2 separate regions of the Homo sapiens genome follow, and region 1 is linked to region 2. Evidence: read pairs that join two places in POLR2A ChIA-PET (ENCODE). Cell type or tissue: Caco-2. All regions are shown on one strand. Links, peaks and the distances in the headings refer to the core of each region. The heading gives the core; the rest is flanking DNA.

Evidence for each region. ChIA-PET counts read pairs that join two places held together with the same protein. Peaks named below come from ENCODE experiments on the same cell type or tissue, not always from the same donor. Only the 100,000 strongest peaks of a DNase experiment are listed, where the experiment ranks them.
Region 1: POLR2A ChIA-PET joins it to region 2 with 5 read pairs; 4 of 35 experiments call an interaction of 5 or more read pairs at or near these places.

What each region holds. Positions count from the first base shown.
Region 1 is chr10:49,404,331-49,420,414 of GRCh38, forward strand. No RefSeq gene overlaps it. Among named protein-coding and RNA genes, the nearest start is that of DRGX, 16 kb to the left of the region's middle. In Caco-2, for the core only: no CTCF peak of the experiment used is centred there; no DNase peak of the experiment used is centred there.
Region 2 is chr10:49,484,825-49,499,108 of GRCh38, forward strand. ERCC6 (ERCC excision repair 6, chromatin remodeling factor) reads right to left here. Exons shown (of 21, transcript NM_000124.4): 8 at 8,293-8,428. Among named protein-coding and RNA genes, the nearest start is that of PGBD3, 32 kb to the right of the region's middle. In Caco-2, for the core only: no CTCF peak of the experiment used is centred there; a DNase peak (open chromatin) is centred at 3,452.

The DNA of each region.
Region 1 (16,084 bases), core at 5,904-10,903, 76 kb before region 2:
TTTCAGCCCCATCCCCAATCAGCCTGCAGCCCCCACAGGCCAGCCTGGCGAGAGGCAAGGTAACACACAGGGAGGCATGCACCTTTGCCCACCCATCCATCAGCCTCCTTATCCATTATTCAGACAGCTGTGCAGCCCCGTTTCGGTGGTCAGGTAACATTCAGCAGATGTACCTGGGGACCTGGGGAGGTTGGGGTGTTGGGAGGGCCTCGTACAGACACTGTAGCAAAGCTTGCCAAATCGAGACCTCCAGCAACAGGGAGTAGGTCCCCTGGATGCAGCCCTGGAGAGGACCTCAGCTGTCCAAGGCAGCCCCTCAGCCCCGGCAGCTTGGGCTCAGGGAGTCCCAGCCAGCCAGGCTGTCCATGGCGTCTTCACTCCCCCGCCACACCAGCCCAGCTCAGGACCAGGCCTCCCTTTTGCTGGAGGATGGAGGCCCCTCCTGTAGCCTGCACATTCTTCTTCTCCCTTATGCACTCATTTCTTCAACAGATGCTCACTGAGAACCCTGTTCATGCCAGCCTTACATGGGGGCAAAAGAAAAGAGATGTCATTTCCTTCACAGTGCTTAAACCTTTTAATATAATATTTGTGTGTGTTCGTGTATGTGTGTTTACCAATATTATTTCCCCAACTAGACTGTAAATGCTGACTGTAAACAGCAGGTCAGCATGGGCTTAGCAGTGCTGGCACCTAGTAGGCATAAAATAAAGATCTGTTCAATGCATACATTAATAAGACAAGATCTACAGCTTCAAGTCACAGAGGACATAGCCGTGAACAAAGCATTTGGAGATAAGTGCCTCAGACAGCGAACAAAGCCAGTGCCTCCCTGCAGTGCTGGGCTGGTGTCCTTCAGTGCTCTCTGGGACAAGTCAGGCCTTGAATAATCGCATGAATTAAAGAGGGACAATCAATTGTCTCTTCTTTCCTGTATCTGTTACTAAAGGTTGCTGAGGGCCTTTAGAGAGTCACCTTCTACATGGTCATGGGGATACACGGTGTGCGAGCCAGGTGAACACCCTCTCCAGTCTTACAGGAAAGGCTGCAGCAGTGGGAAGGCACTTCTCCCTAGCCTGCTTCTCTTGACTGCACCCACAAACCATCCCAATGGCTACTCTCCCACCACTCTGCAGCTGAAGTCATAGAATGGATATGGGGCTTCATGTCCCAAATCCTTATTGCTGCTTTCCAGCTCTTTGGTTGTCTTAGCTTTTTGAGCATCATTTTTCCCATCTGCAAAGCCAAAAGGATTCCCATCATGGAAGAACTACTGTGTGAAATGGTAACATTCTCCACAGCTGATGGTGGTGGTTAGCAACTGTGACAGCCTTTCAGAAAACAGAGGAGGGGGGCAGCCCTTCCACATCTGCATATCTGTCCTCACTCCTGAAATGCCCCCCGTCTTTCTCTCTCTCCCTCTCTCTCCTTCCTCCTTTTCTCTCTCCTCCTCCTCTTCCCTTTTTCCCACCCTCTCTCCCTACTCTCCCCTCCACTCCCTCCTTCCCTTCCTCTTTCCCTTCCCTCCCACTCCCTCTCCCTCTCTCCTCACCCCTTTCCCTCTCCCCTCCCTTCTGTCCCTCTTCCCCCTTTTCCTTCTCCTCCTGCCTGTCCCCACCCAGGTCCAGACTCTGTCTGGCAACATCTATGCTAAACTCTGCTGTGTCCAAGTAATGCCTACTCCCCATTCCCTGCAATGGCTCTCCCAGGAGCACCTGCCTTGGCTCTCATGTCCTCGCCCCTTTAACCAGGAAATTGTGTTTGGAGTTGGGGGGTAGGAATGCAGAAGGGGTGAAGGGAAGGGGACCCTCATTTCTTACTTTAGGCAAAGGTTACCTTCTGGCTGTCCAGCCAGTGGGAGCATTGAGTTGTTTGGCCAGTGTCAGTATTAGAGTCGTTTTGTATTTTCTAAAATGTGAAAACAATTGCACGGAATGCATCTGGCGGAGGTTCTGGTCCCTTGGAATATCTCACCCCTCACACAAGGATACTTTCTGTCTCTTGTCTGAAGGCAGCTGAACTTATAATCCCTGAATGTATTTTTTAAGTGCTTTGTTTATGGCTGACTTTCCTTTTATTATGCTCTTCAGAAAAAGTTGTCTAAAGGAAAATCAATCAATCAATGAATTAAATGTTTAAAAAAATTTTAACGAAGGACATAAGACAAAAAATTAAAACTAGCAGTGGGAGGTGGCTCATGCCTGTAGTCCCAGCACTTTGGGAGGCTGAGGCAGGCCCAGGAGTTCCAGACAAGCCTGGACAACATGGCAAAACCCCATCTGTACAAAAAATACAAAAATTTGCTGGGCTAATTTTTGTTATTTTCTTAAAATAAATTTTCAGTAGATACATGATCTGATCAAAGAATAAGCATATTGCAGATGCCTCAAATTACTCACAGTCCTTCCTATTTCTGTGAAAGCCCATCAGTGACCATTGGCATGCAAGTATTTTTCTCTTCATCTTCACTTCCACCTTGAGCAACCTTCAGCTCCCCCTCCTTAACCAAGTGGCCCATCCTCTTGGGTGGTGAGACACCCACGAGCACAGCTCCATGTGGAAAACTACATCCATCATGCAAATCCCAGAGGCCTCTGAGTCAGCCACTCTAGTCAGTGGTGGCAAAGTTAGAGCCAGGCAGGGTCTCAGGGACGGCCTGGGATGTTGGACACTTATGTGAGGACCCAGGCCAGGGACAGAGGTCTGTAGGAAAGCCCTGAGCCTCCAGATAGATGCTTCAGTAAAGAGGCTGGCTGGGGGAAGAGGTCATAAGCAGGTAGCCCAAAGCTAAAGGTCTCTGGGGTGGAGCTGGAAGCCTGTAGAGGCAGGTCCTAGGACAATCAGTCATGAGGTCAGGGGTCTGTTTTCCGTGGCCAGGAAAAAAGATACTCACAAGTTCAGATAGTAAAGGAGTCAAGGTCAAGGCTGCTGGCTGTTTCTCCCAGGCAGGGTCATCTAGCATGTGGCATATGGTGGTCCTCAGAGCCTCCCCTGAACCCGCTTGGCTCCTCCCACGGTCTCAGAGGGCTGTCAGCAGCAGATGGGGCTCTCTGCCTACAGCCCTACAGAGAGACTCCTCAGTGGCCATACTTTCTGGGTCACTGGACAGAACTATAAACTCCATAAAAATGTAAATTCAGAGTAGTAACCACTGCCTCCGAGGGAGCACAGGGGAAACAGTGGGAAGCCAGGTAGCCTGCCACCAATCGTGGGAAAAGGGAAGTGGGGGCAGGGAGGGGTCTCTGCATCCCCAACATTCTCCCAGCTCAACTTCCTCAGACTGGGCTGAGAAGAGGCATTAACCTACTTGGTACTTTCTGAAACAGCTGCTGCTGTCCTGAAGTTGCACAGAGCCACCCAGCCCAGAATCATCCTCACTGATTTCAGCCAGAGCCAACAGCTGCCACCAGGTGGCACCAAACTGCAGACGGAGTAGCTCCTTTTCCGCTGGAGAGAGCTTCATGTGGATGGCAGGAGCCAGGGCCAATCTGGGTGTTCCTGCTCCTACTAAGGCCCTGGAACAGCCTGGGGTATCAGAAATTGCAAATGCCTGCTGGGTGGAGAATGGATGGATAGGTGGGTGGATGGAAGGAGGAAGGAGGAATGAAAAAATGGATGGATGAAGGGACAGATGATGGAGTTCATTCTACCTCCCTAGCCCCACAGTAGCTGGGCACCCCTTCTCCTTTAGGTGGGCACCACAGGTGAAGCTGGAGATGTGCCCTGGACCTCACAACTCCAACTCAAGAATATGTCCTCCCAGGTGCCTCTGCCTCTAGCTCCACCTGAGGTACACAGCCTGGAGAGAGGGCCTTTATTGAATAAATTAGTGGGGACAAGGTCTGCCTTCTGTGTCAGGGGGTAGAGAGCAAGAGGTCACTGGGGTGTCCTCACACTCTGCATCACACCGGGGGCAGTCGGGGAGAAAACCCATTCCTGTACCCCGTTCCCACTCCAGCCTGGCCAGACACCATCACCCACCTTCCCACCAGTCCTTGCCCTTCCCACTGTCTGGAAAGCTGCCCCTGGGTGGCCTTCAAGACTCTGGCCCTCACTTCATCCTAATCTCGGCTTAAAGTCTTCTCTTCAAGAGAAGACTTCCGAGACGAAAGAAGCCCAATTCTCGTCCCCACTACTCTCCACCTTTATTCTTGCTTTGGTTTCCTGCTTAGCTGTTAAGTCCTTCTCAAATGCTTTATTGGCACATGCTTGGTGTCTGTCTCAGTGCTCTCATGCAAGCTCCACGGTGCACCCTGGCTTCTAGAACAGCACCTGGCATGCAGCATTTTGTTACGTAAATGAGCCCCAGCTCCCCTACTGGCTGGACCAGCAATAGGCAGCCCCTGGTCCCCATGGCTACCCCCAGCCGGACTCCCCTCCACCAGGAGAGTTCATTATCCCTGAGAAGTTCACCGTTGCAGTAAAAAGGCGACACCTCCTTAATTACCCTGCTAATTACAAGTCCTGTAGTCCTCAACTGTGCACCAACACCGTTGCAAATCTCATTTCCTTGCAAAGTCCAGGATAAACAAATCCAATATATTTTGTTTTAATTATTGCTGTTTAATGGACCATAATGAAACTATAGTGAGGGTGCACAAAAGGAGATCATTTGGAGTATCCACCTGTGCAGGTCCAGTGGTGAGTGGGAGCCTCGATGTTCAGGTTTCATTTACCGTAATCCCAGCTGCCTCTCTGTGCCCAGAAATCCCATCACTTATTTATCGGCCTTGCCTTTGGCTCTGAGCCCGCCACCAGGGCAGGATGTCTGCCCTCCTGGAGAGCAATCTAAAACCCGAGGACCTCGGGGATGGTGGAATTTCTCCACATGCCAGGTGCCTGGATTTGACAAGCCACACAAAAAGGCATTTTGTTTTATCTCAGGGTTTTTTCTTTTTTCCATTTTTACAGGCTAAAACAGTTTATCATACATATATTGACTATATTGTATTTTTTTAAGTTGTTTGTGCCGGGCCAAGGTGGGGGGACTTCCTCTTCTCCGCCTGTTTTCTTTTTGAAAGGTTCATAGCTTGTGAGAGCTTTTAATGTCATAAGGCTTTCATCTTCCATTTGTCATCTGTGACACAGATGTTTTTCCCAATTTCTTGTGTGGCAGTGGTTGTGTGTCCACTCACATGACAGTCTCAACTGCCTCGGCCCTTTTAGTCTTGGTGAGGGTGGGAGACAGCCCCCAAGGCCCCATTCCCCCAGAAAGTCCTTGCGGCAGGAACATCAGAGCTCCACCAGTTGGGTGAGGTAGCACCCGGCACTGATTCTCTGGCTACCCAAGAAGAGAGACCCTCTCCTTGCCAACCCCAGCAGGGCCTGTCTCACCCATCTTCCCCCCAAGGGCCTTCCTCCTTCCTGCCCTCCTGCATCCCTGGCTCTTCAACCTCTTTATTCCCATCTTGCATTCAGGCTCCTGGCTTTTTGAGTCTTTGTTTCTACTTAGGAAGGGATTAGGGGAGGACAAAACAACCTGGGACACCAAAGAGGGAAGAAAGGGGAAAGAAATCTGCAAGAAAGCCACACAGTCCAGGAGCGCGTCCAGCAGGACAGCTGGACTTCACCGGTGTGTTTTCTCAGAAAGTCTTCTAAACCCTGTGGCCCTCCCCAGGTCTGCAGGTGGGGCTCCTTTCAGAATTCACCATCATCAAAGGAGCACTAGATGGCAGGATTGGGGGAGGCTGTGTCAGCAGCAGAGGAGGTGGGAGGACCTTTGAGACTGCTGCAGGTGAAGCTGGGCTCTGCAGACCCACATCGGGCTCCTTACTCACTGTCCTTGACCCTAGAGAGCCCAGACAGCCCCAGGAGGAAGTGGCAGATGCCCCTCTCTGGGATTCCTTGGCTCAGCCTGGGGCCGGCCCCGGGCACACAAAAAACCAGAGGGGAGCTGAGGCAAGTAGCGGGCTTATCTGGCTCCTAATTATGGTCCTGGGGTTATTGGGAGAAAGTGGGTCTTGTATGTGCTTCTATCTATTCAATCAACAAACTGTTGCCAGGCCAGAGGGTCCCAGGCATTCCCAGGGTTGTCCTGCTGTGGGGGCACCTGCGTAGTGATGGGACAGAGGGCTCTGCAGGTGCACTAAGGAGTTTATTCCCATTTTGCTGCTGCCAGCAGCCTGTGCTTTTATAGATTCATTCCTGCGGTCCTGTTACCTCCCCCTTATCTTTATTAAGTAGCAGACATGTTCCTAACACCAGGCCTGGGCACTCTGCCCAGCCTGGGCACTGCCAGGCCTGGGCACTGCAGAGGAGTGCTGGCAAAACCAGCTCCCGGGTGCTCCCAGCCCAGCCCCACACCATCTTCTTGGCTGGCTTTTATGTGAACTAGTGTTTGTCTCATCTCCTCACTAGAGATGAGTGTCTCTTGCTTTCTATTTGCTTACTGTGCCATTTATTCCCCCATAAGCCCTTTAAGAGACGTGGTATTTCCCATTCTTTGCAGATAAGAAGCCTGCCACTCACAGAGGTGAGGGAATTTTCCTAAGGTCACACAGCTGGGTGGCCAGGGACAGAGCCAGGTTCAAATGCAGGACTTTGAACATATCCTCGGTTCACAGAGGGCTGGGATGGGACTGTCTTCACCTCCCCGCACCCCAGGTCTGCAGGGCACCGAGAGACTGTCCTTGAATGGCACCTTAGGTTGATCTAGGAACCCTGAGTTAGGAGAAGCCTCAGAGGTCACCAGAACCTCATTCATGCCAGGCAGGAGCCCACCAGGACCTGGCAAATGAAGCCTGAAGATGCCCCTGCCTGGCTGTCCCCACCTTCCCCCACAGACACCCCTGTCTCCCAGTCAGATCCAAAGAACACACAGAACACATCTGCTCTCTTTTTAAATCAGTTACGTTTTTTCTTTTAAATAAAATTATATATCTTCACTGAAGAAAATGTAGAAAACATAGCTAAATAAGAAGAGAATAAAAACCACACATGATCTCACTAATGAGAGAAAAGCTTTCCAGTGTTGACTGTAATGAATTTCTGCCTGGTGTTTTTTCTATACAAATAGTTGTAAACAAAAATAGGATCATATTGTGAAGACTTCTGTGACCAGCTTTTTGAATCAAACAGTGTTGTTGAACATCTTGCTATAAACATCATCTTCAATGTCTTCTCCATAATTTGGATGGATGGATGAATGGACGGATGGATGGATGGATGGATAGATGGAAGGATGGATGGATGGATGGAAGGATGGATGGATGGGTTTGCTTCACTTTAATCTAAGCAATACCACACATCCACAATGGACAACAGAGGAAGTTGTTCTCTTTCCACTACCTGATTGAGAGTGGTAGCTTACTGGCACGGCAGGGCTCTTGTTCTGATTTCATTAGATCTCAAATGGTCTCACTTGGGCTCCAGGAGGGTGGTCAAGAAGAGTGAAGATCAAAAAGGTTTTTCTCTCCACCACTCTGTCCCAGTGGTACAGAAACACAGGTGCCACTGGCCACCAGCTGTGCAGGGTCTCAGCTCTGCCAGTGACCTGCTTCCCTAAGCTTTATAAATTCCACTGCTGATCACCTGCTAAAGCTGACCAATTCCACCATCTCCCAGTCAGCCAGCCAGGAGAGTTTAGGTTCTGCCCGCAAACCAGGACTTCTGGACCTAAGCTGGGAAGGAGGTGGGGGAAGGCAAGAAAGCTATAAAACTCTTCCTCCTGCTTTAAAAAAACAGGACATCGCCTTGTGAGAGAAATAGCTAAATATGATCACACTGGGCTTTAAGTGGAAAAAAAGAGTTAAAAAGAAAAAGAATGACAAGAGAAGCCTCTGATCCGTTCGTTATTCATTCAATAAATACCAACGGCTGTCTCTGTGCTGGGCCAGTGTTGCCCTGGGGAACCCAGCTGTATGTTTTATGGAATAGAATAACACAGGAGGCAATAGTCCCCCCTAAGCTGGCCCCCATACCTCCCCTCAGCCAGCACCATTCCCAGGATGGATAAACCGAGGCTTAGGGAGAGTCTATGCCTCACCCAAGATCATACAGGGACTTCAATGTCATCATTAAATGAGATCTAGTGCTCTGAGTTCCCAAGTGGATATCATTTCTTCCCACACCATTCCCACTGCTCACCCTACTCAGCAGTCATGAAAAGTCAAGAGAAGCTCATGCCAGGGCGGGACCCTCCCCACAGCCACACTCTCCAGCGCTCTGTTTGCATACTCCCTCAGCAAGACCATCTTCTGTGAGTCCAAGTAAAGGAGTCTGGTGGAGTTGAGCTTGTTGGGGACATAAGCGGGGTTGGAGATGTCAGGGTTCACCTTGAAGTGAGAGAAGAAGGACATGAAGGAGGTGTGATGGGAGGCATTGGTCTTGTGGCCCACTGGGAAGACACACCAACCCTTGCAGTAATTGATTCGGTAGCTTGATGGGTGGTGGGAAGACTCAGCCAATGTCCTGGAAGTCCACTTTGTGTCTCACACTCCTCAGCCACCTGGGCTGGCTGGCGGTGATGTCTGGGGCAGCCAGACACTGGGGCAGACGCTACAGCCCCAAGGGCAGCTGCAGAGCAGTGGAGAGCATCAGAGGGGGCTCAGTATGACCATCCCCATTTGACCCTGCCCTGCACCCCAGCTCCCTTTGCCTGTGCCCCAGCCCTTGCACACCACTTCTGGCCTCACAGGCAAAGCTTTACTGGCCAACCAAGAACCACTTCTGCCTTCCAGGTGGTCCTACCTTTTCCTTACCTCGTGGCCACGAGTAACACAACCAGGAGCCAGGCACTGAGCTGTGTGCTTCCCCGTGTTAACTCTGCACCAGGTGCCAAATGGATGGGAGCTAAACAGGATGCCTGCAGCCACACTGCCTGGATTCAAACTCTGGCTCAGGCTCTTACCAGCTGAGTGGCCTTTTTGTGCCTTCGTTTTCCTAGCTGTATAATAGTAATAATAATGGTATAAATCTCCTAGGCCTGCTGAGAACATTAAATTCATATGACTTGGTATAAATGACAATTGATTCAGCTCCACATGAGAGGAACCAAATTGACCCCAGCTTAGGCCTCAAGTGATTCTCCCACCTAGCCTCCCAAGTAGCTAGGACTACAGGTGTGCAACACTACATCTAGCTCATCTTTTTTTTTTTTTTTTTTTTTGGTAGAGACGGGGTCTTGCTGTGTTGCCAAGCTAATCTCAAACTCCTGGGTTCAAGCCATCCACCTGCCTCAGCCTCCCACGGTGCTGGGCTTACAGGGCATAAGACACTGAGCCCAGCCTAATACCATATTTTTACTGCACCTCTTCTATGTTTAGATACGGTTAGAGACACAGATATTTACCATTGTGTTACAATCACCTGCTCTACTCAGGACAGTAAAAGCCTGTACAAGTGTGTAGCCTGGGTGTGTAGTAGGCTATATCATCTAGGTCTGTGTAAGTACACTCTATGATGTTCACACAACAACAAAATCACCTAATGATGCATTTCTCAGAATGTATCCCCATCATTAATCAACACATGACCGTACCCACAAATTCCCTTTCAGACAAACTGAATGAGCAAGTCATTGCTTCCAAGCCAGTGCACATTTGCAATGGAAAGACAACCCCAATAAACATTTTATCTTTGAATATTAGCAATAGAAAAAATCTTCAATTTTGTGCAGTCTGACATCCCATACCCCAAAGTAGGAACCCAGAGAACAATGTCCCTGATTGCCATTATAGATTTGAGTTCCTAGAGCACCAAGGTGCCCCGCCTCATTGATTGGCATTTTGTGCCTCGGTTTCCCCATCTGTATAATAGCAGTAATACTGGTAAACCTCACAGGCTTGCTGAGAGTATTAAACTCATATGCCTTGGCATGGATGAGCTACTTCTCATAGCCCAAGGCAATATTCACAAGGTTGGGCATTCAGTGGTTTGTGAGGATGCCAAAGGGCCCATTGGTGTTCAGACCCAAGTCCAGCACGATGTGGCCCAGGTTTTCTTGATTTTACTCATTCATATTCTCTAATTTCAGCCACATTCCATCTTTGTATCTAAGATCTACTATTGACTTCACATTTTTCTGTCAATTGCCTCACTTTGGTAACCAAAAGTGTAATTTAAATGGACACTTGGTAGCACTATGATAAACTCAGTATTCTTATGCACACAAGGATCAATATAAAATAAACACATCGTACAAATGATACTCCAATAGCAACGTGCACAAAAAGGGCTCACTGGCTTCTAAATAATATTCCCCACTGCAACAGGGGCCAGGCTTGCAAATGTTACATAAGTTTGAAATTATTTCAGAATGAAGAGTTTAAAATCGGGAGGAGGGAGGAAGGGAGGGAAGGACAGGACTTCTCAGAAGGAGGTCTGATTCCAGCCAGGATACGGAATGTACACAAGGAGCTGTGCCAGGAGGTGAGGACATGGCCAAAGGCAATGGGAGCCTGTCAAAAGGCCACCAGCACTATCTCACAGCAGCTCCTGGCCAAGACTAGGAATATTTGAGCATCAAAATAAATGATGAGGCTAATGGATTATAATCTAGTGAATAAAACAAAATTCCATGAGTCCATTCTGATGGAAATAAATAAGGAGGAGCAGCTCTTCCTTCCAGTAAATGCCGATAATAAATGTAGGAGTGACAGAGTCAGAAAATCCTTTGGCAGCCCTCATAGTAATAATGCATTCAGGCAAAACTCATCAATGAGGTTAAAACACTGGGCAAAAGTTGGATGAGGAATAGGATACTTGCATAATCTCAGAAAGATGTCCCCACAAATTACTTACTGAGCTCAAAGGCGTTAAAATTAGCTTACATTCGCAGGGCCTGGAGTCGACCACCCTACCCAGGGATTTCGGGACAGATGTGCCCCTCCTGATGTGATCAGCTACAGATGCTTCACCCAGAGCATGAGGAAACATCAGGCAGACCCAAACCAAGAGACATTCTGTGAACTCCAAATTGTGAATGTCATGAAGGCTGAGGAAGGGCGGGGGACTATCCCAGCTGCAGGAGACTAAAGGGGTAGATGACCGAATGCAGCATGGGAGCCTGGACAGGCAGGCAGGAGAGCTGCTAAGGACAGTGTGGGAAGAGCTGGCAAAGTGTGAATGTGGATCAGTGTTGTGTCAATGTGAAGTTTCCTGGTTTTGATAACTGTACTGCGATTCTCTAAGAGATCGCCCTTGTGCCTTGGAAAAACATTGAAATATTTAGGCGCAAAGGGGCATGATACCTGCAACTTACTCTCAAACGTTTGGGGAAAAAAAAATGTGTACTTGTGTATGCATGCGTGCATGTATATGTGTCTGGAGAGAGAGAGAGGAGAGGAGAAGAAAGACAGAAGAGGAGAAGGGGAGGAGAGGGAGAAAGAGAGGAGAGGAGAGATGAGGAAAGAAGGGGAAGGGAGAGGGGAGAGAATACAAATGGTAAAATAAATGGAACAAAAACATAAACAGTTGGTGAATTTGGATCAAAAGCTCATGGGAGTTATCTGCCACTCTCATAGCTTTTCCGTAAGTTTGAAGTTATTTCTAAATAGAAACATCTTTAAAGTGAAAGGTATTTGACCGTGTGCTGATCCAGATGCTCTGCTTTGGGCACCACCAAAAGAGTGACAAAGGGATGTGGCTGACAGCTCCCAGCCCCCCAGCACCTGTGTGTGAGGTATCTGGGAGTCCTCCCAACCGTGATCTCCCCACACCTGTAAATGAGCCAGATAGGCTGGAGGAGACTCCTCTGAAATGAGGCATACAGAAGCACCAGGAGTGGTGTCTGGTAGGTCCTGGGTGCTCCATGACACTGCTCCCCTCACCCCTGGACCCCTCTAGTCCAGAAGGTCCAGACCCTCACTGTCTTACATCTGGGTGACATCAAAAGTTAGCCAGCTTTGGGAGGCCAGAGGCATGCTTCTGGCCAAGAGGAGGCTCCCTCCTTCTGACTCTGGGGTAGATCCAAGGAATTTGTGGATTTTACCTGGGGACACAGCACTCCTGCCATGAGCATAGCCCTCACTCCCAAAAGAGAAGAAGAAAAGCTACACATCGTGCCCTTGAGAAATAAGACACAGGTGCAAGAAAAGCTTGCTGTCATGCAAGCAGGGAGGTGGAAGGTGAACGGCCTCTGACCTGGGAAGTCTTGCAAGAAACTGATGTAAAATGAGAGGGGAGAAAGATTTCATGCATGGAAATGTCCAGAGGGGTTATTTATAACAGAAGAAGCTGGGAAATTGATGTTAAGTAAATTAGGATACACCCACTTGATACAATATTATGTGATCCGAAGAACTCTTCAAAGGGGAAAATGATTGGATTAAGACATCAAATGAAAATATACAGATAGATAAACTATAATCTACCATGAAAAACTATAAGAAAAAAGACTGGAAGGAAATAGATCTAGATGTTAATTACAGTCGCTCCTGAGTGGTGCGATCATGGGTGTCTTACTTGCCTCTCCTTTGGACTTTTTGTAGTTCCCATGGGTTATGTTACCTTGTTGCCTGTGGAATAAAATCCAACTGCCTTGTTCCCATTCCTGGCCTTCTGTGATGAGCCCTGGCTCATCACTCATTCCAGCAGTGCCCTCCTTGCCCATGCTCTCTTCCTCCTAGAGTCCCTCCTGGGCCTAGCAAAGTCTGTGCAGCTCTCAAGGCCAGCTCAGACGACAGGAGCGTTTCTGGGGACAACGCTGGCCTCCAGTGTTGCCCCACTGATGAGTGTGGAAGAGTGAGTGTAGTGCCGTTTCGGATACCTGCCTCCTAGGCATCCAGCTCTGTCCCTTAAGACCCTCCCCAAAACGGGCATTCTCCCTGCCTCTCCATGGCTCCTGGAGAGCCTGTCTCTCCACCTTGTCTCCCCAGATCAGGGCCTTTGAGAACAGAGCCCTTACCTGACTTACCCTTAGAAATAAACAAGAAACAAGCAGTAAAGGAGTGAGGGGAACAGGGAGAGGAAAGGAGTTGGGGCTTGCTAGATCACCCGGAAACACAGAGCACCCACCCTGTGCCACCTGCATGCTGGCTGCTGGGACGCCCACCCCGGCTCCTTCAGAAACAGCCCTGGAGCCAGAGCTGCTGCCCTCGTGGCTTCTCCCCCACAGGCCACCCCCAGGCCAGGCTTGAGGCCAGGAAACTGGCTTGCAGGGAGCCCAGGGGAAATGCATCTGGACGGGTCAAAGCCGGCTGTCCTCCCCAGGAGCGCTCCCTCCAGCGTGGACTCGCAGACTGCCTCCCGGCACCGCACCACACCACAGGCCTCTCACCTGTGCTAATGCTAGGCTTTGTCTCAGGAAGTAGTCTCCTGCGGATGCCAGAGCTTGAACATGTGGAGCTGAGCTTGGCTGTCAGAACCTTCTCCAGCTTGGCCCAGGGGAGACCCTGGAGGAAAAGGGCGGCTGTCGGTGCTGTTAGGAGCCCGCGGCCCCTAGCACTCGCCCTTGGGCGGGGTTGGGAATAAGGGTAAGGCCGGGGAGGCTGGGTCCGAGGAACAAAAGCGTTAGGTCCGGGGTGGCGCTCCTGCCCTCCAGTAAGGGGGCCTCACTCCTGCTCCCCTTCTCCCAGTCTGTTTCCCTCTCCCCTCCCCGACACGCCCCCACCTCCAGACCCACCCTCCATCTCCCCCCCACCCACCAGGCAGCCCAGCACCCTCTCCCCCTGGAGGCACCACACGTGTTGCCTGTGGCAGCGTTGGTCCTTGGTGACCCCGCTGGAGTCGGCACCCTTCTGGAAGGGGTCCCGCATGCAGCCAAGTGTGGGTGGGGGAACACATGGGCGTGCCCCTCCAGGGCAACAGGTGTTCCATCTCCAACACCAGCTGCTTCTCCTTCTCGGCCTCGTACCTGGCCACCAGTGCCCCCAGGCCCAGGAGCAGAGGACCAGGCTGGCCCAGCTCGCCACAGGCAGCAACTGCAGGGCAACGGCTCCCGCCCTGGGGGTGGGGGTGGTGACCAAGGGCTGGGTAGGTCTGGCCCCACCCTCCCTGGAAAGGAGGCCTCCTGAGGGGACAGAGTGGGTACCCTCTGTGCCCAGGACCATACTTGTGTTTGGGCCTCAGTTTCCCCATCTGCAAAGAGCTCCTGAAACCCCCATAGAGGGTACCCGGAGGACACTCTGAGGTTGTAAGTGGAGCACCAGCAAAGCACAGGCACCAAATATTAACTACTTTAATGATTTCACACTAGATACCTAAAGAAAAAAATCTCAACTCCAGAAGTGCATGGGAGGAAAATCTGTGCTTCTAGGGCCCTCCTGTGCTTGCATTTGGTATTGTTTGTATTTGGAAGTGAATTGTAGGGAAGGGCATTTTACCGCTTCAGGGTTTGGGGGCTCCAAAGGCCCTTACAGAATTCTCATCTGCTTCTCATGCCCTCATGGGGGCAAGAGTGGATCCCCAATATAGATCCCTCCCAGGGCAGAATGTGGGCCCCAGGGGCATTCCTCAGCCCAGACTGCAGGCCACAAGCCCGGGCTTCTGCCCTGCCTCAGCACCCATAGCTGAGGGCAAATTACGTTGCTTTGCCCTGCCTCAGTTTCTCCATTTGCAGTCAGGGATGAACACTTCATGCGCAGGACTGCAATGAGTAATAAATCAAATGAGGGTGTGAGCCTACCCAGCTCACAACAACCACTGCTGGACAAAACCCAGCTCTGCCCACCTCATAGTTTTTTCAAATTCCTGACTAGGCTTAAAAAAGACTGGTCAATCTGGTTGGACCCCAACATTTTTAAAGCCAGAAGTCTGAGAATCTTTCAGGGGAAGTATGGGAGCAATGCTGTGGGTGTTGCACTAACTCTGTTCAGTAAAAAGAACTGGGCTTGGAGTGACAGAGACCTAACTTCCCGTTCTGCCCCTGCCGGGGATGTGTGCAAACCCAGGCATGCTGTTTGAACTCAGCTTTGTCATCTACAAACAGGAATAACAACATTCCTGCCAAGGGCTGTGGGGAAGATCAGGGATCAAGATCACTCCACTTACCGGCTCTGTGGGAGGCTTGGTGCTGGCTGAGGTGTGTCAGTGACTGCCACGGGCTGCACCCCTCACTGTTGCCTGAAGTCACCCAAGGTCGCCCAAGGTCAGTGGGAAATATCCAGGGATGACGGTGGATCCTGGGAGCGCCTCACAACAGCTACCTTCGGCACAGCACGACTTTGGAAGGCCTAAAGTTTGAACCAAAAATGGAGCCCCTGCCGCTCTCCCCATATGGGATTCAAATTGAAAAGCTACAAGGTAAAATAAGAGAAGCCACAGGTGCAGAGTTTTCTTCCTGGGGGCAAGCCTGTTACTTTTCTTTTTTTTTTTTTATTGTAAATATACTTGTTTTTATTTTTTATTTATTTATTTATTTTTTTATTATACTTTAAGTTCTAGGGTACATGTGCACAAAGTGCAGGTTTGTTGCATATGTATACATGTGCCATATTGGTGTGATGCACCCATTAACTCATCATTTACATTAGGTATATCTCCTAATGCTATCCCTCCCCTCTCCCTCCACCCCACAACAGGCCCCGGTGTGTGCTGTCCCCCTTCCTGTGTCCAAGTGTTCTCATTGTTCAATTCCCACCTATGAGTGGAACATGCGGTGTTTGGTTTTTTGTCCTTGTGATAGTTTGCTGAGAATGATGGTTTCCAGCTTCACCCATGTCCCTACAAAGGACATGAACTCATCATTTTTTATGGCTGCATAGTATTCCATGGTGTATATGTGCCATATTTTCTTAATCCAGTCTATCACTGTTGGACATTTGGGTTGGTTCCAAGTCTTTGCTATTGTGAATAGTGCCACAATAAACATACATGTGCATGCGTCTTTATAGCAGCATGTTTTATAATCCTTTGGGTATATACCCAGTAATGGGATGGCTGGGTCAAATGGTATTTCTAGTTCTAGATACTTGAGGAATCACCACACTGTCTTCCACAATGGTTGAACCAGTTTACAGTCCCACCAACAGAGCAAAAGTGTTCCTATTTCTCCACATCCTCTCCAGCACCTGTTGTTTCCTGACTTTTTAATCATCGCCATTCTAACTGGTGTGAGATGGTATCTCGTTGTGGTTTTGATTTGCATTTCTCTGACGGCCAGTGATGATGAGCATTTTTTCATGTGCCTGTTGGCTGCATAAATGTC
Region 2 (14,284 bases), core at 1,311-6,310:
GAGGAAAAAGACTACCTGCATCAGACATCTTTTCTGCAACACTAAAAATGTCCGAAGGCAAAGAGGAAAATCTTTACGTAATTCTAAGAAGGAAAAGTGGTGACCATGGATTCTACATCAATCCAAACTAGCAGTCATGCTTGATGAATAAAATAAACAAATTCCAGCTTCAGATAGGCAAGGACTTGGAAGATCAGTCACCAAGAGATTGGCTAACTACAGTGCACTGCACCCAGACAGTGGAGTGGTGCAGTCGTGGACAAAGAGGAAGGCATGCACAAATGCCATGCCCTGAAGAAGGAAAGACAGCAATGCTCCTGCACCACATTCTCACCACAGACCATGCTCACAGCAGCTCCCCAAGGAAGGACAGAGGGGCCATCACTAACCCCATTTTACAGATGAGGGAACTGGGGCTTGGAAATGGTAACTAATGTACCAGGTCACGCAGCTGCTAAGTGGTGGAGTCAGAATTCGAACGGAGAAAGGCAGCCAAATCCAAAGCTAGTACTATTGACACTAGGCTACACTACCTCCTACTAAAATATAAAAGAAAAAGTTTAAAAAGAAGATTGTATGTGATATACATACCATTTAAAATAAATCATTAAAGCATAACAACAAAGCCTAAATATTAAACACTTAAATATGAATGAAACTGTTAAGAGGGGATCTAAAATATTAAAAGGTATATATTTTTAAATGTTACTGTAATTCCTGTTCAGTTTCATAAAAGCTGGATTGAGATTAAGGGAAAATAAAAGTGAACTAAAAATTCCACCCTGTCCAATGGTAGAAAGGTACACAGGCAATAGATATTTAATTCTTAACTATGTGAGAAAAATATGTTAAAATACATTTGCCAAAACTTTATGCTGATTACTGAGTAACAGTTGCTACTTCCACCTAAAAACTAGAAAATAGAATGTAGAACTATCAAACCATTACAGAGGAAAATAATAGAAAATAGCAAAAATCAGGACAATATAAAACAGAAAACAAAATACCAGGTTTCAAACTAAACCTAGTAACCCACCACAAGACAGTGAGTTATTAACAGGGAGACATTCCACTGGGTAAGGCAAAAACCTAGCCTTCTGTTTAAAAGAGACCCAAACCAGACTGGCACTGAAAGTTGTAATATGGGAATTATCAAAGATATATCAAAGAAATGCCAACCAAAAAAGGGCAGGCTTAGCAATGTAAATATGAAACAAAAAGGAGTGAACAGAAAGAGGGATATTTTATATTTTAATGGGGATGCCACAATAAGAAAAAAGAACCATGAACCTTTACCTACCAAAACGCACAGCAATAAACACAAAAGCAGGGCCCTTAGAGCTGTCAAAATGACACATCCACAGCCTACCCAGAGAGCTGACCACAGCCTCTCTGAGAGAAAGTCAGATCAAAGAAAATAAAACATTTACAAAGAGGATGCAAAGGATTTGAGTATCACCATCAGACCTCCTTTCAACAGTGATCAGCAGCACTTTAGACTATACAAAGAATATTCATTCTTTACAAACACTCTATTAAGAAAAGCTGAAATCAAAGAGAGCAGTCAACTTAGCCTCCCAAAAAAGGAAAATGAGAGAATTAGTAAGATAAAAATTAGTGGGTATTAAAAAAACTGGTAGAATTGATAAAGCAAAATAATAATAACTCTTTGGAAAGACTAAACCAAACAAACCTCTGAAAAGTGAGCCAAAATAACAGACTGAGATGTACAGCATCAGAAATGTCAAAGGAACACAATTACAGATGTAGAGAATACAAAAGTGTTAACCAATATACATGCTACAAAATCTGAACATTTTGACAGATATGATAGCTAAAAAGTTCGTTGCAAAAATGGACCCAAGAAAAATCAGACCAACAGAACAAACCAATACTGAACAATGTGAAAAAGATGTTATACTCTTCTCACCAAAAGTCTACCAGACCCAAAGGGGTTTTATGAGTAAAGTAGGACTAGATCCTATTACTGAAATTGTTCCAAAATATAGAAAAAGAATGGATTCCAATCATTGTTACAAGGCTAGCAAACCCTGTTTTCAAAACTGACACAGCACACTTATGAGTGTGCATACACGCCTCTAAACTAGAGATCCACTACTTTACAGATAAAACCTAGTAATATATTAACCTACTAAAGGCTTATCACAGGAATACAAGAATAGCTATCAGGAAGCCTAATATAATTCATGTAATCACAATCATCTAATACAAATTTTATAAAATTCAACATCTTCAAAAAATGGTAATTTTATATCTTCTTAAAGAACTAGGATTAAAATGTGTTTTAATTCAACAGAGTATAAAAGGGTACAAGAAAGGCTAAGAAAATCTGAAGGAACAAAATAAAGAGACATTGTCTTCTCATATGTTGTAATTCATGTAACATTCAAAGAGTTAATACAATTGCTGCAGAGAATAACCACAATGCCTGGACCTATTAATAATTTGACAGGTGTGTGCCATACTTTTATTACTATTATGACTACTCATCTTCCATCTTCCCATTCACAAAATTCGACACCTGCACAATACCATATTGAAGGCCACATCTGAAAGACCCATTTCCTGACTTTTGACCTCACAAGAATACAGCAATAAACGCCTTGGGGTGCACAACGGCCTTAAAAACACACGTACGGGTTCCCTCAGGACTCCCTCGCCACCAGCCCCACTTAGCTGCTGGTGCCAGTGAAGAAAGCAGTCTGCCCAGAGAAAAACCATCCACCTTTAGCACCTCACCTGGTCAGACCTGCGACCTTTAGAAGCCAAAGCCGAAATGAATTCTGGACATCACCTAGTGTAGCTGGAGCTTTCCCACAGTTACCAAATGAGACACCAAGCTTCCCAAATGTATACCACTGGAATGATGTTTAGTTTCTTATGCTTGCTTAAGGATTGAAATTTATCTGGAAAATTCTAAATATTATTATAGGTATAGAAATGTTAGCTATAGAAATACAAAACTTCCTGTGTTCAGGAAGATGTATTAATGATTAACAAGAATTAAAAAGATGCTTATGTAAAAAGAACAAGAAATTGTTCAAAATGTCCCAGTTGAAAATATAATCTCCACTTAGCCACTGGGCAAAACCCCATCTAAGACTATTTGTTATCACCTGATTCAATCGCAGAATTCTATAGCTGCCTAGACTGGAGTTTCAATAATGGTGAATTGTTGAATATTATGGACGGCTCTATCCAAACACTTAAGACAAATCATCTCGGGCGGTTTCAAATTAAAAGCTTGTAAAATATGTAACCTCTCCTAGTTTTTGCAATTAATAGGGTACATCTGCAATTAGCCTGACTTACTGAATGCAGTGCTGTTGTCATTAGAAGATGTCTGTGAAAGGGCTGCTGTTATTATGGAGGCTCAAGAGACCAATCCCTCCTAGAGGGCAAACAGTGGACTGGTGGAAAACAACAGCCATAAATCACACTGTCAGGCGGCGGGGAGAGGAGCGAAGCACAGGCACATGAAGGCCATTCACAGGAAACACAGTACAGCCGCTTCCTAGGCAGGATTTACTGCACCTGTAATTAATTAAAATTTCCTTCAAGCTAAATCTTTAATAAACAAGGATTTGTGCTGACAATAAGAAAAAAAAGGGCTCCAGCAACACAATTTTACAACATACCTCGCAGAACAAGCCCAGCATCTATCATGTCTTCTATAAGGTGTATACACTGACTCTAAAGTTAATAGGAATGATACCACTTTGCATTCTATTATAATTTGTGTACTCAGAATGTGTCTGAAATATTTCAGATGCTTAAGGAATAATGTGGCCTCTTTCTTTTTTTTTTTTTTTTAAAGTTTTTTACTCCCTTCTAGCTTTTTTTAAAGCCACGTCTTTTTGCTCTAGTGTTTCAGAAAACAGGCCCTTTTAAAGAACATGTTGATGGGAGTTTCATCGGATGGCCAAGTTTTTGTGTTATTTGCTTTTTTTCTTTTTGAGACAGAGTCTCGCTCTGTCGCCCAGACTGGAGTGCAGTGGCGTGATCTCAGCTCACTGCAAGTTCCGCCTCCCAGGTTCACGCCATTCTCCTGCCTCAGCCTCCCGAGTAGCTGGGACTACAAGGTGCCTGCCACCACGCCTGGCTAATTTTTTGTATTTTTAGTAGAGACGGGGTTTCACCATGTGGCCAGGATGGTCTCGATCTTCTGACCTCATGATCCGCCGGCCTCAGCCTCCCAAAGTGCTGGGATTATAGGCGTGAGCCACCGTGCCAGGCCATTATTTGCTTTTTTAACCACGCCCTGCACTTCACTGTTTCCATCTGGGGCCAAATGTATCTGAACATGAGAATAAAAGGTCTAGATGATCTTGAATGACCATGAACATTTTTGATAAAGTAGATGTGTACCTTCTCTCTAGACTACATACTGAGTCAATCAGCAATGCCTCATTCAGCATCTTTTCTTTTCCCAACTACTGAGGTGAAGAGGCCTAAATATTCTTTGTTTCTAACAACAGCAAGAATTACCTGAGTAAATGTTACCTATTAGGGACCACACTAAGCTCTTCATACATACATATTAACCCAAAAAGTCCTAACAAGTTTACCAAAATTTACCCATTTTATAAGTGATCAAATCAGGCTCAGGAAGGCAAGTGATTCGCCCAAGCTTGCAAAGTTATAAAACAGCAGATCCAAGATTCGAACCCTGGTCTTGTAAGCACAAAACCAATGCACTTAAAACTGCATGCTCTTGTTGCTTTTCCCACTCTTATGCATCTACATGTCATGAATTGATCAAAACGAAACAAAACTCTTTAAATTACCTAAGATGTTACAGAACTACTAGAGACTACGTAGCAAAAAAAGGTAGGAGAGAGACAACTGTTTCAGAACATAAGCAATTTATCATTATGTATCTTCCAATAAATTGAAAAAAAAATCCTTAATCATTAAATAAACTTTACAAGACAGTGCTAAAGATGTCACCACCTACTGTGAGTTATGGGATAGGTATCACAAGACTGCCTTCTTTATCTCTTCATTTACTACATTTTCTTTCCCCAAGGAAAGAGTTGGCTTTTTAAGGTTAGTTAAAAACATCCTTTATTTTTTTTGAGCCCTAGCAACATCAAACACCTGAAATGCAGTGTTTATTGTTGTTTTAACAAATAAATATTAATCAACTCACATGAAAGTTGCTCTATATTAGAAAAAAGGATCACGAAATATAATCAGAAAAAGGAAATCTTGAACTTTTATTAAATGCGATTTCAAGTGACCATTAAAAGAGATTCAGAAGCCTAAAAATTTCTTTATCAGATTTCATCATTTGGTTGAAACTATCAGTTGTATATTTTTTTGCATGGCTGCTGGGTGTACATTTGACAATTCTAAATTATGCTGCCAATCAGAGACTATTAACAAAGATAACATAGGATCAAAGGGTGAGAGAGGTGGGAAGCTAAAGGGCAACTTGGGGAAGAAGAATGATAGATGTGCTTAATTGAGAAATTGACCATTTGATATTTTTCCAAATGAAAAATTTTCCTTTTTTTTTTTTTTTGAGACAGAGTCTCGCTCTGTCGCCCAGGCTAGAGTGCAGTGGCACAGTCCAGGCTCACTGCAACCTCCGCCTCTAGGGTTCAAGAGATTCTCCTGCCTCAGCCTCCCGAGTAGCTAGGACTATAGGCGTGTGCCACCACAACCAGCTAATTTTTGTATTTTTAGTACAGACAGGGTTTCACCACATTGGCCAGGCTGGTCTCAAACCCCTGACCTCGTGATCCACCCGCCTCGGCCTCCCAAAGTGCTGGGATTACAGGCATGAGCCACCACGCCCGGACAATTTTCAAAATTTATGTCATACCAGCTACAACAAAGCATTTGGAAAATAAAGATAATCTACTTGAACGATAAACAAAACAATTCTGGCATTATTATTCTTTTAAATATTTCTAAAGAGAAATTCTCTTCTCTTCCCTGTTCCTAATACATCCAGTATTGAATGTCCCAATGTCAGAGTACCATTATTAAATTCAGACAGAACAGCTGGTGGGCACAGAAAGCTCATCCACTGTAAAAAGAAATCACAGCTGATAAGGAAGTCAGGCATTAGACGCTGAGTTAGAGGACGAATCACCACAAACAGAATTTTTGAAATATGAATAAGAAACATAGACTCTATTGTAATTTAACACACGTGTAAGCCAGCAGGTATGCATGTGTGGTGACAGAGATCTGCACATACACAGAAGATCGAAGGTGCAGAGGAAGCAAATACCCCTTCAGTAGTTGAATCCAGAAACCAAAGTTATGATCTTAGAAATGTCAATAGTAAGGCCTATGGAAAGGAACTATTAATACATTTCCAATGTGTCGTCACCACAAATAAGCCAATATTAACATTAATGAAAAGTAATAAATATAGGGCTTCTAAGTTAAGAATATAGTTTGATACATATAAAAGTACATATTTTTGATCTTTTGCCTAACAGTTTACATCTTTAGTGATCTAAGATACTTTATAATGGAAAAGGAACAGTAGGAAGAGTTAAGAGTTTGAGTAAAAACACAAGGAAACTGTAATGCTGTTTTTCCTCAAAAGTTAATTAAGAATCTTCAAGTTAGAGTCCTTGGTAAACTGTAAAACACTGAAAAAATTATTAACAACCATATGTATGCAAGTGTCTGTGAAGGTAAAACAACCTCAGAAGGTAAAGCCACTGCAACCAAAAGTGAAATATCTCTTCTTAGAAGTTTGCCCTCCAAAGTCAAGGAGACAAATTTCACCAAATTTACTGTCAATTCTATTTCCATAATGAGTCCATGTATGTGGTTTACACGAAGGCAGTTCTTCAAACTATGGTGACAAAGGAACTGGAGGCAAGCCATGATCCAGGTGAAGGTGTCCAATACACACACTTTACTACCCCAAAAGAAAATGAAAGGAATAACATTTTTTTAAATTGCCTTTATAAGACAAACATCAGCTAATGAGTCCTGCCACAGGATTTTGCAGCACAAAACACTAAGAGATGTTAACAGATAACAGAAATGAAAAAGGAACCACAAATGTTTTACAAGGGTAGTGACAGGATAGTTTAAGGTTTGACAAACAATTTAAGGTTTGACTAGACAACAATCTATACTGCTATTATCTTCATACTGCTAAAAATCACTTTTTATAACTCACAGCATTTACCCTAATTTATTAATTATCTTATCCAGTTTATTTTCCATTTATCACTTAAAATTCTGGGCAAAGTCAGTTGGTTTTAACAATAACAGTGTAAGCAAAATTCCATCTCGCCTTATTTGTGCTACCAAACCATAGATTTTTCTGAGTCACTTCTATCAAAAGTTTGCTTTTCCATGAACACAAACACAACAGGAATCCTGGAGTTTCGTGGTCCCCGTGCATCTGACTCCGTGAGGCAAACACTCCATAGCCCTTGCAGCCGGCACTGCTTTCCTGGGCCCCGAGAACGAACTCAAGAGCTCAGAAGACTCAGGAAAGAAAGAACTAGCTCCTAAGAGACTGCTGCTTCTCCCCAATAATGTAACCTGCAAATTCACAGTGAAACTGCGTGATTATTATTTATTCAGCAAATGCTTATGGGTCACCCGGGATATAAAAATGAATCAGACACAGTCCCTACTCAACAGAGCTCACAGTCTGGATGGTTAGACAGATGAGAAGAAAAAAGGAAGAATACAACGTATCTATGCTACCCACAGGAGCACAGATAAAGCTCTTTTTTGATACTGTGATATTACCAAACTCTAAGTGAAGAAATACAACTGTCAATACATGACGATCAAGGATTCAAGGAACAAAACACAACTAAAAAGCAACAATACTTGCGAAATTCTCAAGATGGAAGGTTAAATGCATACTAACAAATGCATTTACCAATTAAGAGTTGTTATTTTACTTCTGTATCCACCTTCCTAAAACTGTTTGAAGCCACTAATGCGCAAAGTCTCTCCTTACTGGACGCAGCCACCTGACTTATGACTCCAACCCACACTGCCAGGCTTGTGCCCTGTCTGAGATGATTCGTATTTTACTGGACAACAGACATTGTCACAACACCACCACAGACTGTTAGAACAATAAGACCTATATTCATAACTGTTCTGAAAACACAGAGCTCTAAAGTAAGTCAATAATAATAAATTAACTTTAAATGCAGGAAAAAAAACACAGGAATATACATTTGAGAAACACATGGATCAGAGAAAAACCAAATATGTAAAATGGAGGGCATTAAAACAAAACAAAAAGGTACTGAAATATTGTGTTACCTTTTTGTGGGTATAGGAACCGGTTTCATGTAGAATTGCCACTCTGAACGGAGGCCACCACGTGTGAAATTCCTTCACCCACTGATGCATCACTGTTGTTGGACAGACAATTACAGTTGGACCCAACCCCTCAAACCTGCATCCAAACGTCCAAGAAGAAAACAACCATGAAAGAGCATATACAGTCATCAACTGCTCAAAAGATCCCCCAAAACAACAAACAAAAAACTTAGTTCAAAAAAACAATGCTAACTATGGAAATTTATTGATATTTTCTTTAAGAAAAAGTTACTGATGTTAAAACCCAGTAAGTAAAATCTCCATAATCTCATTCATCAATTAGTGGATGTAGGTGTTAAGAGAAAACACTTAATAATATATTAAGAGATATAACATCTATAGTAACATAAAAGATAATCAAATATTATTTAACAAAAATACTCTTTTCCCTTCTACTACAGATTAGTGAAGTTTTTATACAGTGTATCTTAACCTAAGTGAACATAATAGAATCTTAAATTTGTCTGAAGTTTTATAGTCTACCAAGAGTTTTCAAGCCACAGAATTTCAATCTCACTGCCCTAGGAAGCAAGTAGGCCAGAAATGCTCCACTGATGGGGGCTCATAAGGCTGGCATGGCCCAGGTGACATGGCTACCAGGGGACAGAGGGCTGCCTAGCAGCCAGTCTTCACTTACTGCAGCCTGTCCTCACTACACCACCCTGCCTGCTCCTCTACACCACCAAAGCACCATGGAGGAGCATCCGAGCGAGTGTTCTCTCCTGGGAAGCCCACACCGACAGTGTACAAGCTGGCACTGCTGTGTGGGCAGGTAGTTCGGCAGCAAAATCAAGAGCCTCAACAGCACCCATGCATTGACCCAGCAATCCCAATAAAAACATTTACACACTGGGATACACACTGGAGCATTCTTTATACTGCAGAAAAAGTGGGTGCTACCTATGTCCATGGAGAAGAGGAAAGCTGAATGAACTATCCCATTTCTTTAACAAAGCATGGGCCAGTGGTTAGAGGCACTGCCTGGATCTGAATCCAACTCTGCACACATTGTATGATCTCGGGCACACCATTTAACCTCTGGGAACGTCAGTTTTTCATTTTCAAATGGGAATAATAACAGTATTGATCTTATAGGGTTATTACGAAGATTAAATCAGTTAACATCTGTAAAGTGCTTAGAACAGGACCATATAGAAAATACTATAAGATTCTGTTAAATAAGATGGAATATCATATAACTATTAAAATCATTTTGAAGAAGTTAATAAACTAGAAAAATGTTCACCATAATTTTTAAAAATTATTTATGGAATCACCCCAATTTCCTTAGACATAGGTATACGTAGAAAAACTGGTTGTGGCCATTGTCTCAACATGCATTCCCCTCTCCCTTTTTCCTGAAGAATCAGATCTCTGCAGGTGCCCTCCTTCTTCCTTACTGCAGACACACAGTTTATGGGACTCTGACCACTGCCTGGCTCAGAAGCAGGAATCCTGGCTCATCTATAACCTGTCAGTGCATGGTACTCCCCTGAAACTCTCACTAGTCCATGAAGCTGGCCTGGCAAGACTGACCAACTTTGTAAGGAAAAATTACATTCTGGGTTGGGAGAGACTTTTCTCTCCTGGTCTTTCTGGCTACATGTACAGACCAATGGTCACTGGGTTACAGTGATAAGGAGATCTAATGATTACAAGGACACCTGGCCTTAGGCAAAAATTAAAGTATCTGGGTCCCTGAAGACATCATTGAGCTGCTGATCATGCTGTGTCCACAGCCTCCCCCTCTGTAGGTTTCTAGGTGTACCATACATTTGTGAATGTTTAACCCAATTTGAGGCCAGGTTTCACTTAGGTGCAGTCAAATATCCTGATACGTCCTACACTGTATTCCCTGTCTGCATCTGCACTCCTCCTGCCCTTCTGGGACAAAGGGACAGTGTCCCTTTTCTTGTTTGAGACCAATCCCTTTAGCTAAGCTCTTGAGCTTGTATCTCCACAAGCGGCACTCCCATTACTGTAGCCCATTAACCTTCAGTCTTGCTGGGAGTTGGGTGCCAGTCAGTGCATAAGAAGAAAATTAAGCAGAAGTCAAAACTAACCGTGGCAACCTCTTCAACAACACTCAGCTCATGCTACAAGAGGCAACTAAAAACTGGGATTGACTGAGGGCATCACAGGGCCACACGCCTGCCTCTCACACACCTGGAGCAGAGTCACTGCACTCTGCACACTGTCATTCCTCTCCTCCACTCCCTTTTCCTGCCCCACAAAGATGTTGACTGTGTGAAGCAAAATGCACATACATTACTCCACTGTATACACTACCCCTTCTATCTCACTAATTCCCACAATTTCAATTCTAGATGCTGGTAATGCCAAATCTAAGTCTCCAGCCCAGATCACTCTTCTGAACTCCAAACCACCACACACTAGAAATCTCACTGCCGATATCCCCAAAGCACCACACGCCATCCTCCCCTACCTGGCTGTCCCCTGTCCCCGTGCTTCCAAACCAATGGAAAGAATTTTGTCCCACTGTCCAGGTGCCCAAATCAGAAACCTAGGCCTCATCCTTGAGCAGACCTGCTTGCTCTCCACCACGAGCAACCTACACTGAGTTCACATCATTTTTACCTCCTGAATCCTTTCAGTCGCCATGTCTCTCCGTCTACACTGTTGCTATGCCAGGTCCAGCCACTCTCCTCTCTCATCTGGGTTACTGCATCTCCGAGGATGATTATTTCAAACAGTAAAATTTGAATTCCTCATCCTCTCACTTCAAAGCCTCTAATGACTGCCCACTGCTCTTGCGACAGAGATTAAACACCTGGACGTGGCCTACGAGGCCACGAAGACTGACCTCTGCTCATCTCTCCTGCCTTACCTCTCACTGCCATTATCCTACCACTTGCTCCTGTGGCTAGCAGCCCACCAGCCTGAACCGTCTTCCCTTCCTCCAATCGACCTTCACCATGTCCTGGTTACCCTCTTACCCCTCCAGCTACCTTCTACTCAACATTCAGATCTCTAGCTTCCTCGACAAAGCCTTCCCTGTCCCTTTCTCTGTAAACAAGTTAACGACTCTTCCTTAGTGCACTCCACATTAACCCTGACAAAACACAAATCACCTTTACTGTAATTGTATGAGATCCTCCCTAAACTCTGTGAGAGCAGAGATAATCTCTTCTTCAAATGATCTCAATGCCTACCTAATAGCAAGCAATTAATGAATGCTGGCTTTATTAAATTAAAACATTTTTTAAGATTGGAAGAAAATATATCAACATGCTAAAAGAGATTATTTCAGAGTTGGGGAATCATAAGTGATTTTTGTTTTCTTACTAGAGCTCAGAAATAAATTATTCCTGAACTTAAAACAATTTTTGGCCGGGTACAGTGGCTCACACCTATAATCCCAACACTTTGGGAGGCCGAGGCGGGTGGATCACCTGAAGTCAGGAGTTTGAGACCAGCCTGGCCAACATGGTGAAACCCCGTCTCTACCTAAACTATAAAAATTAGCCGGGTATGGTGGTGAGTGTCTGTAATCCCAGCTACTTGGGAGGCTGAGGCAGGAGAATCACTTGAACCCGGGAGGCGGAGGTTGCAGTGAGCTGAGATTGTGCCACTGCACTCCAGCCTGGGCGACAAGAGCGAGACTCTGTCTCAGAACAAACAAACAAACAAACAAAATACAATTTTTACAAATAACTGAAGAGTAAATCATACAATGCTTGAAATATTAAAAATCATCTACTACACAACTGAAAAATAATTTGTAGTTCTATAGAAAAACAATGAAATTTTGGTAAAGCCCTAACTTAAATGAGGCCTACCCTTATACTCCAACGTAACAAAATAACCTATGTCCACTTTGAAACCCTCCCTGCCTCCAGCTACAGTCACTGTCCCTGCCCTTCAACTGGGTGGAAAGGGCCAGACTACAAGAAGCCAGAGGCTACAAGAGACTCCGACACTCTTCCTACAGAGTTTCTAAGCCATGCTCCTCACCAAGGCAGGGCCTGTCCAGGTGCCCCTTGAGCTCCCCAAGGAGAGTGGGACTCTGCCTGGCCCCTTCCATGGCAGCAAGCCTTTCTAAAAGGATTAAATGCACCAGCTTCTTTCTATCCTCCAAGGGGAATAAAAGAGTTATCATCAATATGCACTTAGCAGGGATTAGGAAACAACCAATCAAAAGCTGTCTAAAATATTTTTACAACAAACTCACATTCAAATAAGCATAAACACATGCATATGTTTTTTCAGGTTATACAGTATTTTTTTCTCTTTTATAATGTGCCTTCTGCAAACTGCTACATTGATGACTCACATTTTGTTATCTAAGGCTAGTATATTCTTCTGGCTGAACATCTATCTGGCATTATCAAGATGCCCTTTAATTTCTGCCATTTTCCCCCTTAGTAGAAAAAATTGGAGATTTTCACGCTGAGTTGAGATCTAGGAGCAGACCTAGACTGTTGCTGGACCACAGCAGGACAATCAACTCCATTAACAGTCACATCGTCAACTGAACCACCCTTTCCTAACTCTTAATACCAGTGAGATGAACATGAGTAATGGCTAAGTGTACTACAGTGATTAGCATCAATTACCAAACAGACTACAATTCCTTTAATCTTTGATTACCATTGATTACCTAATAAATTTAGGGAAAGCCAATAGCTCCATGGTCAAATATATCAACCTGCAGGATGGAAATCTGCTAGTCATACCCAGAACTTACCAGGAACTACAAAGTAAAATATTTATCCTTGAAAGTTTATTAAATTCAATAACATTAGGAATTACCAAATGATATCCAAGACTTTAAAAAATTAACTGAGTTTGAAAGTCAATTTATTTCCTTTTCATTATAAGATTGAGGGGCCTATCATTATAATATGAATGGCAAAGTGAAAAGAAGGTGGTGTATCCATTATGAAGGGGAACACAGCAACCAGTACAGATGTTTATTAACCATAAGCAATATGTTTCTCTGTCTTCTAGAAACACACATACAACACACATTTTTTAAAAAATAACAAATCAAACTTCTTTTACCATGAAGTTTCTTGGTATCACAGAGACACTGTTCCCATTTCAATGTTCATGGTCCTTAAAATTACAACACCAAAATCATCTCAAATTAGGGCCCCTCTACAGTTTGTAAGAGTTCACAGGAAATATACATAGCCAATGAGGCAATAACAGCTCACACAGAACTTCATTTGACCTTAAGAGCTATTTTTCTGTAAGACATAAGTATAGAGAACTCCCAAGTTCATCTGGTTCCAGAGGAGGATGTGTTATAAAGTTGTTAGGAAGATGTGGTCCAGTCCGCCCTGGTACATATGAGCGGGGGGGACCACACTCCTCTGTAAACTTCCACTCATGAGGAGCCCAGGTGTTTGTGGTGCAGCACCACATTCTCACAAGCCACTTCCACCAATACCATCTTAATAAAGACAATCTGGGATGTAGTCCAATATGCCACATTATTTCATTATAGAGAAGAGGATATGAGCATTGATAGTTAATTGATTACAGCTGCTGTTCATTATTAGCCTTGACTTCATTCTTAGTAGGATTGTCACCACCCAAGAGAGCATGTTTTAATTTTTAGATCAAAACTACACTGCAGGGATGACTTTAGTTCTCCTAGGACCTGAGCACTGGACTCCACATAAGTGTGATGATAATAGGAAGGGAAGCAAAGAAAAGAAATGAAATGGGAAATAAGAAAATCCCAGAAACCATTTAAGGAAAGAAAGAGTCCTAGAAACCATTTGGAGGAGTTTGGGGTTGTCTAGTTACCAAAAACACCCAACAGAGTTGCAGAAAACAAGCCAACCAAAGAGCTTATTTGAAACAGAAAAAGCATTTTATTTGAAACAGAAAAAGCATATTAAAAAAATTAACAGTCATAGATAAGACCACACTAAATGCCCACTTGGAACTTCAACTTTTC